3 separate regions of the Homo sapiens genome follow, and regions 2 and 3 are each linked to region 1. A link is a contact called in ENCODE Hi-C or POLR2A ChIA-PET data. All regions are on one chromosome and are shown on one strand. Each heading gives the region's core, a stretch centred on a gene start or an enhancer-like site at or near the end of the contact. The rest is flanking DNA. Distances are from core to core; before and after follow the strand shown. Region 1 holds the start of NUS1 (NUS1 dehydrodolichyl diphosphate synthase subunit). Region 2 holds the start of TSPYL4 (TSPY like 4). Region 3 holds the start of CALHM6-AS1 (CALHM6 antisense RNA 1).

Region 1 (3,460 bases), core at 302-2,801:
AATCTCAATGGGACACTGGTGTCTAGGGAGCTTCCTTAACAAGCATCATGTAGCTGCATAAACTACAGCAATGGGCAGTGAGGAAGAAGACTGTAGGCTTCCCTGATCATGGCCTTTCGCCTCTCCTTCTTTGTCCATCATCAGAGGAGCTACCGCAGAGGAGACCTGGAGAGAAAGAAGTGTGTGAAGGGTGTGCCTGGTGCCCAGCCCTCAGTTCTTCAGGCTGCACTGCCAAAGGGAGGAAAATTGCACTGCGAAAGGGAGATGGACATGAGATTCAACTTTTAAAGTAAAGTTAAATGAGTCTTAGAAACCAAAATGAGACTAGTTGAAAAAGTGACAATGTTAGAAAAATTAAGTCACATAGCCAAGACGTGAACAGATGTTTCCCAGGGGGAAAAAGAGGCTTTAGCGAACAAAGAATAGGTAGGTATTACAAAAACGCAACTGTTTACACACACACACGTGTGTAAATATGTGTGTATACGTGTGTATGTGTACAGTTGCATTTTTGTAATACCTCCCTAATCTTTATATATATACTTATATAAATATAAATGCAAATAATATAAATATTATTGTTGCACACACACATATATATGATGATAGAGGATGTAGCATGTAGGATAAACCTTGAGAAATGGGTTGGAATGTCGGCAATACCAAGTCGGGAATCAGGAATTCAGGAGAAGAGCTTGAACAAAAAGGGCAAAGACAGTACAGACTTACCGCGGGGAAGTACAAAACCATTCTAGAGGACCACGTCGAAGTCCACATGGACAGAAACATTAGGGTGTTAAAGGGGATGATAAGGCTTGGATGGGCAGTTTGCTTCAAATAGTGGCGGTCATTGAAGTCAGGCACAATTTCTATTTTTTTTCCCCACTGTAAACCTAACCCACGGCGGTTGGTCAAAGTCTTGCCGAATAAAAAAAAAAAAAAAAAAAAAGAATTAAGTGACTGGACTGCCAAGCTGTAGAGCCTCTATTAAGCAATGTACAGCCAGGAAAGGATACCTTAGATGAGAATGACATGGGTAGAGGGGTGTTTCAGGAACATGGCTAAAGAGCCTCGCTCCCAGCCTCAGCCGGGAGGCTGAATAAAGGACAGTAGCAGGATCACTCCAGCCTTTGAGGACACTTTTGGAAACCCTGGTGGATTCCCAGCATCAACACTTACTGAGGGCTGCTTTCCATCCCTAGGTTCTTTCCGGCATTTGTAATTTCCAATCCACTTAGGACACTTCTACTCCTCAGAAACCGTTTCTGTCGGGGCCGTGAGAGGAGACAGTATAAGACTTCCTGGACCCAAGGGACGCCGGGTCCCCTGGAAGCGCCCATCGCATTGAAGACCACGTGTGCCTTGCTGGGGTCCCATTCAGACAAGTCCCGGGTCGTTCGCTCATCGCCCTCCACGCGACCAGGGGGCGCCCGCGGTATCGGCCCGGCTAGTTCGCAGGCGTGCGCCTTCCCTCACTGCGCCGGAACGGGCCACGTTCTCGGACCCAGAAGCCGCGTCAGAATTCCACGCTGGCCAATCGGAACTGTCCATGTACTACTGGGGGCGGGGCTGCCAAGGGAGGAGGAAGATGGCGGCGGGGGCGAGGTGAGGTGTTGGCAGTGGAAAGGGGTTCGGGCTCGGGGGGCGGGGGGACGCGGAGCGATGGCCCGCGCCGGCCGCAGGGGCGGATAAAAAGCCGTCGCGCTGCGGGAGTGGGCGGGAGGGAGAGGGGGTGTCTGAGGGCCACAAGAGTATGACGGGGCTGTACGAGCTGGTGTGGCGGGTGCTGCACGCGCTGCTCTGTCTGCACCGCACGCTCACCTCCTGGCTCCGCGTTCGGTTCGGCACCTGGAACTGGATCTGGCGGCGCTGCTGCCGCGCCGCCTCTGCCGCGGTCCTAGCGCCGCTCGGCTTCACGCTCCGCAAGCCCCCGGCAGTCGGCAGGAACCGCCGTCACCACCGGCACCCGCGCGGGGGGTCGTGCCTGGCAGCCGCACACCACCGGATGCGCTGGCGCGCGGACGGTCGTTCCTTGGAGAAGCTGCCTGTGCATATGGGCCTGGTGATCACCGAGGTGGAGCAGGAACCCAGCTTCTCGGACATCGCGAGCCTCGTGGTGTGGTGTATGGCCGTGGGCATCTCCTACATTAGCGTCTACGACCACCAAGGTGAGGCCCGGTGCGGTGGTGGGGGGTGGCCGAGGCGTCTTGGACCGCTAGACCGCTGGTCTGGCGGGTGGTGCCCATGGCACGAGTTGCCGCGGCCTCTCTGCAAATCACAGCGCTAGCGCTTTCGAGGAAGGGAGATCAGCTTTATTGAACACCTACTAATTCTCTGGATTTGACTCAGTAGCTTTTTAACATTTTAAAAATATCCCTTGGCCGGGCGCGGTGGCTCATGCCTGTAATCCCAGCACTTTGGGAGGCCGAGGCGGACGGATCACCTGAGGTCGGGAGTTCGAGACCAGCCTGACTAACATGGAGAAACCCCGTTTCTACTAAAAATACAAGTTTAGTCGGGCGTGGTGGCATATGCCTGTAATCCCAGCTACTAGGGAGGCTGAGGCAGGAGAATCGCTGGAACCCGGGAGGCGGAGGTTGTGGTGAGCCGAGATCGCGCCACTGCACTCCAGCCTGGGCAACAAGAGCGAAACTCTGTCTCAAATAAGTAAATAAATAAATAAAAATAAATAAAAAATCTCTTATTCGTTATAATACTGCAGTAATGTAGATGGTATTTGTATACCCTTGCCAAGGTTTAAAAACATTAACTGATTTGCCCAAGGCCACAAGATCGTAATGGGGCCACAAAGATCGGAATGAGGATATTGGAATTTTAGCCATTCTGTGCTTTTTCACAATCTTTGCCTTTGGTTACACCACACTGTTTCTTTAAGAGAGCTTCCAGGCGCTGTTCTTAAGTCGCAGTGAGGCTATAGAGGACTTAGGCATGGGCTGTGTGATAGGTACTGCAAATGGGAGCGGTGGGGGTCAGGTGGTATTTGAACTGGGTTTATGAAAAATATGTGAGAGATTGGATAGGCAGAAAAGAAAATGGTCCCTTTCTGTCTTGGAAGGCTGGGATGGTTTGTGATCCTTCATCATCAGTGCCCAACACAGTACTTGATAGAATTGTCCTCTCATATGTTTTGATTGAGGGAATGAATTTCACCATAGGGAGTTTTTGTAAGTACAAAAATTCAGTACTTATTGGGTAGCTACAAACCTAAAGCACTGTGCTAGGCATATTCCTTGGAATCTTGCATTTAATTCCATGGACTCTCAGGCTTGTTAGGAGGTAGGCACACACTCACATATTTGACATGGTTAATAACAAGAAGTGTTGAGAGTAAAATTACTATTGTGAGAAGAGAGGAGAGAAATTGTGAATGAAGGAACTTGAGAAGTTCATGCAGTGGAGGTGGGATTTAAGCAGGACCTTGAAGAATAGGTAGGAGATA
Region 2 (3,460 bases), core at 684-3,183, 1.4 Mb before region 1:
CTAGCAGTCACCCATCAGCCACCAGCTTGTTCTATCAGATAACCAGTAGGGTGGATGGCACAAGCCCAGGAAGGCAGCTGGGATCCAGTTGGTGGTAGTCTGGAATGTCCAATTTGGGTTGATGGCCGGGTTAAGATATCAGTTTTGTCTTGCAGTGGTAATACCCAAATAGCTTACCATAAGTACATGGGTATCAGGACACAGCCAGCATAAAGTATGAAGCCCAATCAGTTATTTGTGAAAATGTATCAAGATTCTTTGTGGTACAGAACCACTTAAATTGGGAGAAGAGCATGGTCACAGATAGGGTCCAAGCCATGCAAAGAAAGGCAGTATGGTACACTATATCTATAGTATCATACGCTTGGCATAGAAGCCGTAGAAGGCCATGCACTTGAAACATGTTAACACAATGCAGAAAAGCATGAAGGCCCAGAGGAAGAATGGCACAGGCAGGTAAGCCAACAATCTTGCAACCGATTACTGAAGATTTAGAACCAAAGGAAAAGATAATCCACAGTATGAAGAGAAAGCAGATGGAAGACTGCATGCTGTTGGCCAAGCATAGGTCCAAGAGGAGGTGGTAAGGAAACTTGTGCAGAAGCTTCTCACAGGACAGAGATTAGCCAGACTGGAACCTGAAGGATCTGGCGCTCTCCACTGGCTGCCTTGGTGGGCCTCGAATTCCTCTACGGGGCCCTTCACCCATCAGGTAGTATTGTAGGGGATTGGGCCACAGTTCTCCTTTGATAATCTCTGCAATTCTGTCGAATTCTAGAAGGCTGTGGTCTGAAAACCAGTTGAAGAAACTAGGGATAGTGTTCCCTTCCCGGTTTCTGTGGATATGAGCCTGGGGGTCTTGGCCTCGGTGCCAGCGGATTGGAGTGGAAAGAGACACCACCCGGCCAGAGGATCTGCGTTCATATTCCTTGACAAGCCCCTCATTTCGGAAGTAGGGGTTGCCCTGAAAGATGAACTTGAATTTGCAGCCTGCTCTGGGGTGTTTAAGCTCCTCCACCTCCAAATTGATCATGTACCTCAGCATGTCTTCATCTTGGCCACTGATCATAGGTGACAGCTGGGGGTGGTTTCGAAAGGCAGTAACCCAGAAACCTGGGATATTCTGGATAATGAAACTTCTGCGCTGCATGTGGAGCCTTCGCATGCGGCCAAACTTGCGCTCAAGCTGAAGGAAGGCCCTGTCAGCCTGGGCATTTACGTTTGACAACTCTTGATCGATGGCCTCCAGTGAGTCCATGCAGTTATTGATCTTCGGGGCCCTGGGCCGTGTCTCCTCTTTCACCCCTCCTGCCACCTTTTTTTCCTTCTGCACTACCTTCTTTTCCTCCATCGCCGCCCCTGCTTCTCCCTCCTTTTCCACTGCTGCCGAGATGGCGCGTTTTTTAGTCGTCACTTCCTTGGCCTTCTTCCCCGGTATCATCTGAGACCCCAAGCCCCCTGCGCCACAGGCTTCTAGAGCCTTCTGCCCAGCAGGGCCACGGGGCTCTCCAAGCTGACAGCCATTTTTCTGGCTGCTGTCAGCAGCCTCGGCGGCAGAGGCTGCTTCCAGACCTTTCGTAGAAGGTGGAGCATCCTCCTGCCCGGCTTTGGTCGCTGCACCGCCGCGACTCCCGGCAACTGGGACGCGGAGCGCGGGGCCACAGTCGACAGGATCCTGGGATGCACCCCCCTCCGCAACGGTCTCCAGGCTGCCCCCACCTGTGTTCGCCATCACCTGTGTCGCCTCGGTTTCTTCACGGAGCCCTTGGCACTGGTCTCGGTCCGGATCTCCTGAGGCATGGTCGGGAGCAGCCAGGCCGCCGGTTTGGGCGAGAGGGAGCTTGTTGCCCCCATCCAGGCCGCTCATTTTGGAAGAAGTCAGACTAGTGGGAGAGGGAGAGTTCCTTGTCCTCCGCAGCGGCCGAGCTCTGCCCGAAACGTCTAGCACCACCCCTCCTTTACTCTCGGCGGTGCTACCATGGCAACTGGTGATGTCAGGGCGGTAGCGTCGTAACATCGCGCGAGAACTCTCTGCGCGGTTGACTACGCTTATCAATCCATCGTATTCCTTTGTCTTCTTGTCACAAAAAGAATTTCGTCAGTCTGGAAGGGGAGTTTTACTTACGTAAATGGATGTAGACCAGACTCAAGCATGTAAGAACTGTGTTAATGTGGATTTCTAAGCCTCTGAATGAATTTCTAAGGCACCTAACCTATTGTTTCTGAAAATATTTACTTTAAGGTGAGTTACTGTCTATTCAAGTCAGTTCATAGGGCTTCTCCTGAGTAGGAAAGTGGATTCACGAACTCACAGGCCTTCCTTCTTTTAAGGTGTGGATTCATGGCTATTACCAAAGAATTTAAATGAGCAGAGTTTGATTTTAAAGAGAAGTGTTGCTGTGTTGTTATTTTTAAAATTAAGGAGCAGCTGAAAGGCAAACTTCTCTCATCCTAACAAGACATAATAAAGGAATATTTCAATTTGTCTTACAGATTTTAAAGTTTATATAATTTGGCCAACATCTACAAAACAAGTGGACAATATTTCCTCTTCACTTTTAACAAAGAGTAGCAAAATGTTTTTCCTTACGTAGAGGTGACTGGCACACGAGCACAAATTTAGGCTTTTAAGCATTACTGAAAGAAATATCTCAGGGGATTTTAATTTCTAAACTGATGCATATGTTCTTTTCCTCAGGTTACAATCTTAATCTAAAAGTGGTTCCTGCTTCATAATGCCTGTGGACATGAAGCTAACAAATCTTTTCAAAATGTGTTCATGTGGTAATTCACTGCAGCACAGGAGCAATAATCAGCTATGTGCAGGCATCTATGCTACTGTCTCTTAAAATACTTTAAAAGTAAGGTTAGTTATTGTCTATTCGAGTCAGTTAGCTCTTACAATTCATTTGATAGTGATTATCAGTACAATATATTAGTTTGTTGGAGTGTGAGAATAATGGTGTTAATCCTTAGAAAAATGCAAGACCAAAGGGAAATTTAAATTTTGCATATTTATGTTTAATGTCAAATTTATATTCAAATAAACGGTTATGATTATAACTCTTTGTAAAAGAAACTCCATTTTAAGCCCCCCAGATTATGATCACTTTCAAATACAGGCTCAGAAGTACAGATTTAGAGAAAAAGGATTCCTCTTAGAGGAATACATCATATATACTGAGACTTCTAGCGAGGGAAGGAGTGTAGTTCTGGTTCAACTAAGATAAAGTACTGATGAAAGGTCACTGGCAGACAATACGGAGAAACAGCCTGCCTTGCAGGATTTTTTGTATGCCTAGTCAGCCTACCCAAGGACAATGTGTCCAGAATGACCTCTTTACTGCCTGCCAGCTAATCAGTTATCCCATAAGAAATATGCAAACAAGATTCACACAGCAGAGAGCAATTATTTTTCTCTCCCTCTTTCCTCTTTGTCTTAATAAACGCTCTTTTTTTA
Region 3 (3,460 bases), core at 1-2,500, 1.2 Mb before region 1:
GGTCTGCCGCTGGCGCTGGGGGCGTTTGGGAGGAGCCGAGAGGCCGAGCTTTCTCAGGGCCGCTGGGGTGAGGGAAAAATCGGTGACTTTTCTCCAGATATACAGTACCCTAAGAAAATCTAGAATGGCTCCTTGCATCTAATTTGCCGTCAAGAGAATATCTGAATAAAACGAATGAAAAGGAGAAAAACGCATTCCCGTAGTATCTGGCACTGTACATGAATCGTGGAAAGTGGGAGTGAGAGTGGGCACGCCTACTCAGTGCCAGATACTGCGCTAGGCCCTTGACCTCCTGCATTATTTTTACGTCTCACAACAGCTCTGTTGGGTGCAAAATTGCGGTTTTGCCATTACAAGTAATAGTTTCGTATCTCCCCTATATAGTGACTTCACTGAGTCTAAGTAAAGTTGTTTGCCCAGCCAATAGAAAGCAGAATTGTTAGAATTAAAGGGGTCTATAGAATAAAATGGGTTTGTCTGGCTCTAAAGCCACCACTGGACTTAGAAAGCTCAGAGGTTCTTTAAAATGAACACTTCTTTCCCAGGATTTGCAGAAATTCCACATTTTGAGTTCTAAGGGAATGGTATGGGCTCCTCCCTGGGCAGAATCATAGTGCATAACTTGGACTACAGTTGACTTTCCAAACGAGAAGTTGTACTGGGGGGCTAGGGAGGTTACTGCGACACCTTACTCTTAAGGAATTAAGACCTAAAACTGTTGCTTGTTCATCATCATAACTGGCGAGTAGTTGAAACTTTATCTGAGGATTTTTAAATTTCTTGTAAAAAACCAAGTAACTAAATTACTATTTTGTTGTGTTTTCTTAAGGTGTTGGGCTGGATCTTGATAGCAGTTGTTATCATCATTCTTCTGATTTTTACATCTGTCACCCGATGCCTATCTCCAGTTAGTTTTCTGCAGCTGAAATTCTGGAAAATCTATTTGGAACAGGAGCAGCAGATCCTTAAAAGTAAAGCCACAGAGCATGCAACTGAATTGGCAAAAGAGAATATTAAATGTTTCTTTGAGGGCTCGCATCCAAAAGAATATAACACTCCAAGCATGAAAGAGTGGCAGCAAATTTCATCACTGTATACTTTCAATCCGAAGGGCCAGTACTACAGCATGTTGCACAAATATGTCAACAGAAAAGAGAAGACTCACAGTATCAGGTCTACTGAAGGAGATACGGTGATTCCTGTTCTTGGCTTTGTAGATTCATCTGGTATAAACAGCACTCCTGAGTTATGACCTTTTGAATGAGTAGAAAAAAAAATTGTTTTGAATTATTGCTTTATTAAAAAATAAACATTGGTATTTTTTGAGTGCTTTTTTTCTTCCAAATTGTGGAATTTTATATCTGAAATTAAAATATAGAGCTTAACCTCTTTATAATATTATTTAAAACAAACAAAAAAAGAAAGTGATTCATCCAAAGTAAAAGCTAGAACTAAAAGAAGTCTTATATCCTTGTTCTAGAGTCCTTTTCAAATAAAAGACTTTTGGAGCAAAAACAGTGGCAGAACAATTGAACTTCAGACATTTCTGTTAGGTTATCTGATGTTAATTTCAAGTTCATTTTCTTGCCCACAACATCTTGTTAGGAACTTTAAAATTACGGCATTCTAGCTGGTTCTATAGCACAATTGATGGCACATTGGGCTTCTAGTCGAGCCTGCTGTGGTCATTCAAAAATTAGAGCATTTTATGACTCTAATAGGGTTACAATAATAAATTAATCATGAAAAGGAAAATAAACTTTGTAAAATACGAAATTTGAAAAAGTAGTTAAGAGAATTGCAGGCAACAAGTGTTGTTTTTAGTTTATAGGATCAGAGGAAAAGTGTTAAAGCTTATATGTTATGGTAAATATAAACTAAACACAAAAGTAGAGAGGATAGTTTTATGAGCCTCCAAGTAGTTGTTACACAGCTTCAACAGAGTTGGGAAGTCAGATAAAACCAATACCAAACAAATAAATGCAAATTGTGACCTGATTTAGATTAGGGGAGAAGGGATTTGGGGAAGCTTTTTAAAAACTGAATCCTGTAGGGTAGCAAGAAGGAGCATTTCAGTCATACAGATAAAACCAATACCATACAAAGAAATGCAAATTGTGACCTGATTTAGATTAGGGGAGAAGGGATTTGAGGAAACTTTTTGAAAACTGAATCCTGTAGGGTAGCAAGAAGGAGCATTTCAGTCCTACTGAAGGAACAGTATGTGCAAAGACTAGGGAGAAAAAGATGTTAGCAGAGTTGGAAACCTGAAAGGCGACTGAAAAAAATGAGCAAGGGACTGAGTGTGCAGTGCCTGGAAACCATGAGAAGGATTTTGGTTTTCATCATATGAGCATTTTAGGAAGATGGTTTGCTTTCCTTGAGAGAAAAGGAATGACATGGGAAGCAGGAGAGCCAGGGTAGAAGGAGAGAGACTAATCAGGAGGCCACTACAGTGGAAATAGGTGGGAGTGAACTTGAACTGAGTGGATGGGGACCAAAATGGAAAAAGTAGATAGATTCAAGGTAGACTTTGTACATAGATGTGGCAGGATTTGTTGATAGAAAGTCTCTAAAGACGGTGAGAGCAATTATATCTACGGATAAAATTCTGTAACTTTATAATGCCGGGACTTTTCAGCGATCCTTGCCTTCCATTAGCTTGTCATTCCTGCCCATTCCCCAAATTTGTGGCTGTTTTCTGAATTTTAAAATATGAGATAAAAAAACTTTAAACTATAAAATAATTGAGCACTGGTCATATTTAGCCCTTCTTCCTCTTTTGGCAGAAGCTTATGCTGATTTCTGTTTACCTTTTTCTGCATAAGGCCGTTAAAAAGAACTAACCTACAGGGCAGAATATCCTGTTGTTGAGAGTCATGCGTAACAAGAAAGTTGGCAGCAGAAACAGCGTGATCAGCTTTTTTTCATTCCCTAAAAGAATGCTTTTGAAAATCATATCATACCTAGTTTCATTTTTACTTCCTTTATTTCATTTTCCAATTGCTGCTTCCTTTTTCGTCTGAGACAGGATCTCACTCTGTCACCCAGGCTGGAGTGTAGTGGCAAGATCTTGGCTCACCGCAAACTCTGCCTCCCTGACTCAAGTGATCCTCCCACCCCAGCCTCCTGAGTAACTGGGACCACAGGCATGTGCCACCATGCCCAGCTAATTTTTGTACTTTTTGTAGAAATGGGGTTTCACCATGTTGCCCAGGCTGGTCTCGAACTCCTGGGCTCAAGCAATCTGCTTGCCTCAGCCTCAAAGTGCTGGGATTACAGATGTGAGCCACTGCGCCCAGCCTCCAATATCTTTTTGTATATTCTTTCCTTTCAAAACTTTTTTTATGTTCTATCACTTATACTTGCATCTTCAGTAGTATCATATTGTCTCCATTGTTTTGATTTATGCTCCACCTCCTCTTGCACAGTCCTTAATAATTATTGTGAAAATATATAT

Evidence for each region. Hi-C counts contacts between places; a loop is a spot of excess contacts on that map. ChIA-PET counts read pairs that join two places held with the same protein, here RNA polymerase II (POLR2A). Pooled maps may share reads with other maps.
Region 2: a loop to region 1 is called in a map of HepG2, with 11 times the contacts of the local background. The contact joins the promoter of TSPYL4 here to the promoter of NUS1 in region 1. A Hi-C loop is called at or near these places in 1 of 168 maps with a recorded cell type or tissue (HepG2) and 7 of 50 pooled maps. POLR2A ChIA-PET finds 5 or more read pairs at or near these places in 2 of 52 experiments (Caco-2 and OCI-LY7).
Region 3: a loop to region 1 is called in a pooled map, with 3 times the contacts of the local background. The contact joins the promoter of CALHM6-AS1 here to the promoter of NUS1 in region 1. A Hi-C loop is called at or near these places in 4 of 50 pooled maps.

The regions. Positions count from the first base shown.
Region 1 is chr6:117,673,918-117,677,377 of GRCh38, forward strand. NUS1 (NUS1 dehydrodolichyl diphosphate synthase subunit) reads left to right here and starts at 1,552. Exons shown (of 5, transcript NM_138459.5): 1 at 1,552-2,168. The coding sequence starts at 1,754. LOC101927919 (a long non-coding RNA gene) reads right to left here and starts at 1,367. Exons shown (of 3, transcript NR_110854.1): 1 at 1,180-1,367; 2 at 730-918; 3 at 1-165.
Region 2 is chr6:116,252,142-116,255,601 of GRCh38, forward strand. It overlaps TSPYL4 (TSPY like 4), which reads right to left and starts at 1,934. Exons shown (of 1, transcript NM_021648.5): 1 at 1-1,934. The coding sequence starts at 1,867. The coding sequence ends at 623. It also overlaps a transcript of DSE not described here. RefSeq lists enhancers at 1,506-1,665, 2,076-2,305.
Region 3 is chr6:116,462,454-116,465,913 of GRCh38, forward strand. It overlaps CALHM6-AS1 (CALHM6 antisense RNA 1), which reads right to left and starts at 1,251. Exons shown (of 2, transcript NR_174951.1): 1 at 1,166-1,251. It overlaps CALHM6 (calcium homeostasis modulator family member 6), which reads left to right. Exons shown (of 3, transcript NM_001010919.3): 2 at 1; 3 at 830-1,318. The coding sequence ends at 1,252.